Regions from separate parts of the Mus musculus genome. Here region 1 is linked to region 2. The links are chromatin loops, found by intact Hi-C in ENCODE. Cell type or tissue: left cerebral cortex. All regions are shown on one strand. Links, peaks and the distances in the headings refer to the core of each region. The heading gives the core; the rest is flanking DNA.

The links. A loop is a pair of places that touch in the nucleus more often than their neighbours do. Peaks named below come from ENCODE experiments on the same cell type or tissue, not always from the same donor. Only the 100,000 strongest peaks of a DNase experiment are listed, where the experiment ranks them.
Region 1: it touches region 2 in a loop (3-fold over the local background); 1 of 42 quality-filtered maps calls a loop at or near these places.

Annotation. Positions count from the first base shown.
Region 1 is chr3:116,636,073-116,638,888 of GRCm38, reverse strand. Mfsd14a (major facilitator superfamily domain containing 14A) reads left to right here. Exons shown (of 12, transcript NM_008246.2): 9 at 2,499-2,611. Among named protein-coding and RNA genes, the nearest start is that of Trmt13, 23 kb to the right of the region's middle. In left cerebral cortex, for the core only: no CTCF peak of the experiment used is centred there; no DNase peak of the experiment used is centred there; H3K27ac peaks cover 304 bases.
Region 2 is chr3:116,507,052-116,509,867 of GRCm38, reverse strand. It overlaps Rtca (RNA 3'-terminal phosphate cyclase), which reads left to right and starts at 1,693. Exons shown (of 11, transcript NM_025517.3): 1 at 1,693-1,923; 2 at 2,017-2,117. The coding sequence starts at 1,879. In left cerebral cortex, for the core only: a CTCF peak has its summit at 1,615 (motif pointing left); a DNase peak (open chromatin) is centred at 1,683; H3K4me3 peaks cover 1,429 bases; H3K27ac peaks cover 1,038 bases.

The sequences.
Region 1 (2,816 bases), core at 161-2,660, 130 kb before region 2:
CCTTTGGGAAGTGTCAGCTTCCTGAGCCTCACATCCCGGAAGAGTGCACGCTTGTGCCCAGAGCTGGCCCTTCAGCTGGGTGCCTGCCTCAGGCTGAGGGGATTTCATCAAGGTGATTGTCTTTTAGCAGGGCATATCACTCTGGGGGCACCAATGCCGAGGGCCTGCTTTCTACCCTGTGAGCCCCTAGAGCAGAGGCTCTCAGCGCGTGGGCCATGACCCCATGGGGTCACAGATCAGCTGTTTACATTATAAGTTATAGCAGCAAGATTAAAGTTATAAAGTAGCAACAAAAACAGATGGATAAGGTTGGGGATCAGCACAACATGAGGCTGAGAGCCACTGCCCTAGAGTCTTAAGAGGAAGCAGGACTTTTGAGGTGTAAGTACTATGTTTAGGGATGGCCTTGAGTGCACTTTCCCAGAACGTAAGAGGGTGTAGTGAAGAAACTATGACTATTCACTAGGAGAAAGTCTTTATTGCAGGTACGAGAGAACAGCCAAGGGCGTTTGGAAGAGACCAGGGCAGAGGCTAGGAATCGGGACTAACGAGAGACTAGGAGGCAGTGGGTGTGAGGAGGAGAGAAAGGAGGGCACAGGATACTTGTGAATAGGACTGAGGAGCCAGGAGGCCAGTGAGCCACTTGTCCCTTTGCCAGAGGCAAGGGAAGTGACTCCTTATGACAAACAAGTTTCACAAGTTCTTGTGGGATGCTGGATTTATAGCTCTAAGACTTAGCAGTTTGGAGTTTACAAATTCTAGTCGTCCTAATATGTAAGTTGTCACGTGTAATACTGTCTACCCACAGTATAAGGAAGTGGATGGAGCATACCCAAAATCTTATTAGAGGAAATAAAAGTTGAAATTTTCTCATACATGTGAAATACTAGCTTTATCCAGTTTTTTTTTTTTCCCCGTGAATTGATCTTATCCTGGCAAGCTACTGGGTGGGGCATTTTGTGGCGTGGCTACCAGAGTCTAATCCCACAAGGTGGACAGGCCCAGGGACTTTGTCCTGTATGCTGTGCACTTCTACCAGAGTCTTAGAGAAGAAAGCTGAGTCTTCAGATGTTTCTAGGAGTCTGGTCCAGTGGTCATGGGTTCTCATTTGAAAATCCTTCTAGGAATCTTTTTTTGAGGCAAGGACTCAGAGATTCTAACTCATGCTAACCTAGAACTCAGCTGTAGCCTAGGCTGGCCTCAAACATAGGTCAGTTCTCCTGACTAGCCTCAGGCTAGAGACCTGAGTCACCACACACCTAGCTGTAAAAGAAGTTTTGCTTTTGTCACCAAACCTCATAAAAAGTTAAATGATTAAATTTCAACTTTCATTCTAATTATCTGATGTGTCAGGAAGTAATGAGAGTGATTTGGGTACCGCTTCTACAGACTTAGTCATTTTGTGCGCATGTTCCACAGTAGTTAGAGTAGCAAAGTTAGTTTTGATGCCCTACCTAATCCCTGCTGAATTTCATGTACGTTAGAACAATGGGAATGTCCATCTACCGATAAAGCCATTTATGAGATGCTTCCTATGTGCTAGGCACAACTCTAAGCACTTCATATGATTCATTTCATCATCCAGTATTGAATTCTGAACTTGCTGCTGTTAGTTCTACTTGGTAAGAAAAAAACTGAAGTGGATTCATCCAAGATCTCAAAGATTGTGCCCATCATGTCTTTACAAACTCTGTGCTCTTAAATATAAATTGCCTGAATCTTACTTCATAGTTCATAGAATCCTCACAATTTCAACAGCAGGCTTAGATGAAGTTTATGCGGCCATAGGATAGCATTGAGGTATATCTTTGTTTCTTTTGTATTTCTGTGATGAGACACTATGACCATGCCAATTTATAGAAAGTTGAGTCTGTGGTTAACAGTTCCAGAACATAGAAGCTGGTGGGGACATGGCATCTGCTAAATAGGCTGATGCTGAAGCAGTACTGAGAGCTTGATTGGTCCACATGCAGGAGCAGAGTGCTGAGAACAGTGGGGTGTTTGAGGTCCCAAAGCCCACATCCAGTGGCATCCCCCTCCAACAAGGCCATACCTAATATTTTTCAAACAGTTCCACCAATATTGGGGCCAAGTATTGAAAACAGATGATTGAAGGGGGCCGTTCTCATTCAGAGCACCACAGGGCTCACGTGGCTTTGGATTTCCTTCAGGCTGTTAGATGATGGTCCTCTCCATCAGGAGCCCGGAGGTGTTTGTCAGTGTGGGCCTCTGTAGGTGTTAAGTAAGGAGATAGAAAGTGTGACTGGAGCTTTCTAGCGCTGACTCTGCACGTGGGTTAAAAGCTACTTCATTAGAGGAAAGAAACACTTTTTCTTGTCTCTTTTTAAAGACTTTGTGACATGGGCCAGCAAGATGGCTCTGTAGGTAAAGGTACTTGCCATCAGGGAGAAAATCAGTTCCTGAAAATAAATAAATGCAAGTTTTTTAAAAGAGAGGAAAAACAAAACTCTTTTGTGATAACTGTGTTTGTCTTTCAGACCATAGTCTTGAGTTTACTCATGAGGTCAATTGGAAATAAGAACACCATCTTACTGGGTCTGGGATTTCAAATATTGCAGCTGGCATGGTACGGCTTTGGTTCCGAACCTTGGTAGGTATAAATGTTGGGATGTTATAATTCTTCTATATTCTTTGGAAGTTTTATTTGTATGATATAATTTGTCAGCCCACTACCACCTGCTTCCCGATCCTTTTCCAGCTCCACAACACACCTTTGTCCCAACGTCATAGACATGTGGTGTGTGTGAACTTAACCCAGAGTCCAAAACAGTGCTGACCTCGTGAGCCTGGCCTGG
Region 2 (2,816 bases), core at 171-2,670:
CTTCCAACCTGAGAAGAATTCCTGGGGAAATCCCAGTTCTGAGTGTCTCTGTTGCCTATACTCACTCCTTCAATGCAGGTTACAATATCACTTACAGCTTTTTGGACAGTTTCTACCTCATACTTCTATCTTGTCCACTTCCTTCTACCACCCAAGTAACAGCAGGAGTTCGGCTTTAGAAAGCATAAGCTGGGGTCGAGACTATAGCTGTTTGGTACAGTGTTTATTTGGCATGCATCAAACCTCGACATCAGCCTCCAGCACTGTGATTAATAAAAACAAAAAGGATTAGCTTTCTTCAGAGGGTGTTATATTTATGTAATAGGAATCTAATATGTATGATAATCAAGGTACCACAGGGAAGATGGCTGCTCTTCCATAGGACCCAGGTCAGATTCTCACCCGTGTGATTGGTGGCTCACAATCCTCTGGAATTCCAGTCACAGGGAATTCGATACCCTCTTCAGGCCTCTGTGTACAGATGAATGTGTACACATTATGCCCATTCACATAATAATAATTTTTAAAAAGTACAACATGTATATTCGCACAGCAGCCTTGCTTCAATGTCTTATTATTTCCTGTCTGTAAAATTATATCACTGGTATCTCCTTTTTTTAGGTTCTTAGGCCGCTAAACCATCTTCTGTACACTATAATGGGTTTGTGCCTCTCCCTTTGGTTTAGCGGACCATGAGACAAGGAAGTTTCTCTGAGTCTCATGCTAGGCCATGGGAAAAGCCGGAGTTCCCGAGCCAGCCGGGGGGCAAGTTTGTCATCCAAGAAGAGATTTTTTTTTAAAAAAAGATTTATTTATTTATTATATGTAAGTACACTGTAGCTGTCCTCAGATACCCCAGAAGAGGGCATCAGATTTCGTTACGGATGGTTGTGAGGCACCATGTGGTTGCTGGGATTTGAACTCAGGACCTTTGAAAGAACAGTCGGCGCTCTTAACCACTGAGCCATCTCGCCAGCCCCAGGAAGAGATTTTACAGTTCTAAAATCTGCTAGACCACTTTGCAGAAGAGATTGAGTCGATGGCAGGTCAGTGTTGGCCTGGACCACACCTAGATTAGGACTGCTTGCATGTGAATCACTGTTGCTCTCTACTTAAACCTAAGCTTTCCATCAGAACCCTGAAGATAGACTAGGTTTATTTATTTATTTTTTTCTCTTCCCAATGGGACCACACGTAACAGATCTCTTCTTTCTGCCTTCCATTAATACTTATTTCTTGGCTTGGCTACTGAGAAGGTGTTGGCTGAGCCTACTTTGTTAAGGCCTGCCAGGGGCCAGGCTCTGACGGTAACATTTCAAGTAACCATTCACATCTTGGAGCACGTTCCAGATTGATTTAAGTAATCTACATGCTTCCAAAATACTGTGTTAGTACAGTATCGAAATTAGGCGACAGTGATGTTTCATCACACAATTCAGCCTCATTTCCCAGTCTTTGAGGTACCCGAGGATGCTGGAGAAGGCAGTGCTTACACATGATTGGGAAAATAAAATACCAGCCTGGGGGATAACTGAAGAATGTACCTGTTGGGGGGAAAGGGCTTCTGGAGCCTGAAGGTTTTGCTGTGTCACCCCCTTGTGGCCAGCCCAGTTCCCTGCTAGTTTGGGTACACAGTCGCACAACGCCCCGCGCGGCCTCTCTGAGCGCTGGGTGGAGCGCATGCGTACAGCTGCCGGCAGGGTCCCCTGGGGAATTCGTTTCCACAGCAACAGTTTCCCGGGAGGCGCGGGTTCTTTCTCCTTCCGGCGAGCTCGGCCCGGAAGCGCACTATCAGGCCTGCGGGCTTGCGGGCGCCTCGTCTTTTGCCGGTTGCAGCAGGGACGTGGTCGCTGCCGGCCGGGCTCAGAGGCGCCCGCCATGGAGGGCCAGCGGGTGGAGGTGGACGGTGGGATCATGGAAGGGGTGAGTGTGGGACTGCTAGGGGCCGGGGCGAGCCGTGGCGGCGGGGGCCTCCATTCAACCTCTGTCATTTCTCCACCCCGGTGCTCTCTACAGGGCGGCCAGATCCTCAGGGTCTCCACCGCCCTGAGCTGCCTCCTGGGCCTACCCTTGCGCGTGCAGAAGATCCGCGCGGGCCGCAGCACGCCGGGCCTCAGGTACTGCGGGCGGGCGGGCGGGCGGGGAGTTTGGGTAGGGGGCCTGGGAGCCCGGAGATCGGAGCCCGGGTTCTAGGGGGGAGGAGGCCCGGGCGGCAATTAAGAGTGCGGCCTTTGCTCTCCGTTTCTGTCCATAGGGCAGGCCGCTAGTTGTCCTTAGGACGCCTTGAAACAGGGTAGCTTGTCCATGTTCTTGTCATGGTAGGTTTATTGTTAATTGTTCTTGCAAGATATCATCTAGTCCAGGGTAATCCGGAACTTCTCTGCTAGGGTGAATAACCTTGAACTTTCGATTCTCCTGTTTCCACCTCTCAGATGCTATAATTACAGCTGTGTGCCACCATGCCCAGTTTATGTGGTTCTGGAAATAAAACCTAAGGCCTCCTCCACACTGTGCACGCCCTCTACCCACTGAACTACATCCCTGTTCCTCTAATCTCACCCTCTCTTTTCATAAGAATAGCAGTCAAATTGTATTACCGCACCCCCTAATAGCCTCCCTTATGTTGATTGTACCTTTAAAAGGCCTGTTTAAATGATCACATTTTGTGTGGGTTGAGGCCTCAAGGTGGGAATTTAGGGATGAGGAGTACATAATTTAGGTAGTACTGGTGTCACGGGGTGGTCATTGAATGAAATCAAAAGCCCCAGACAAAGTTCTCCTGTTGGAAGACATCACACTTGTTTTCTGGCCATTGC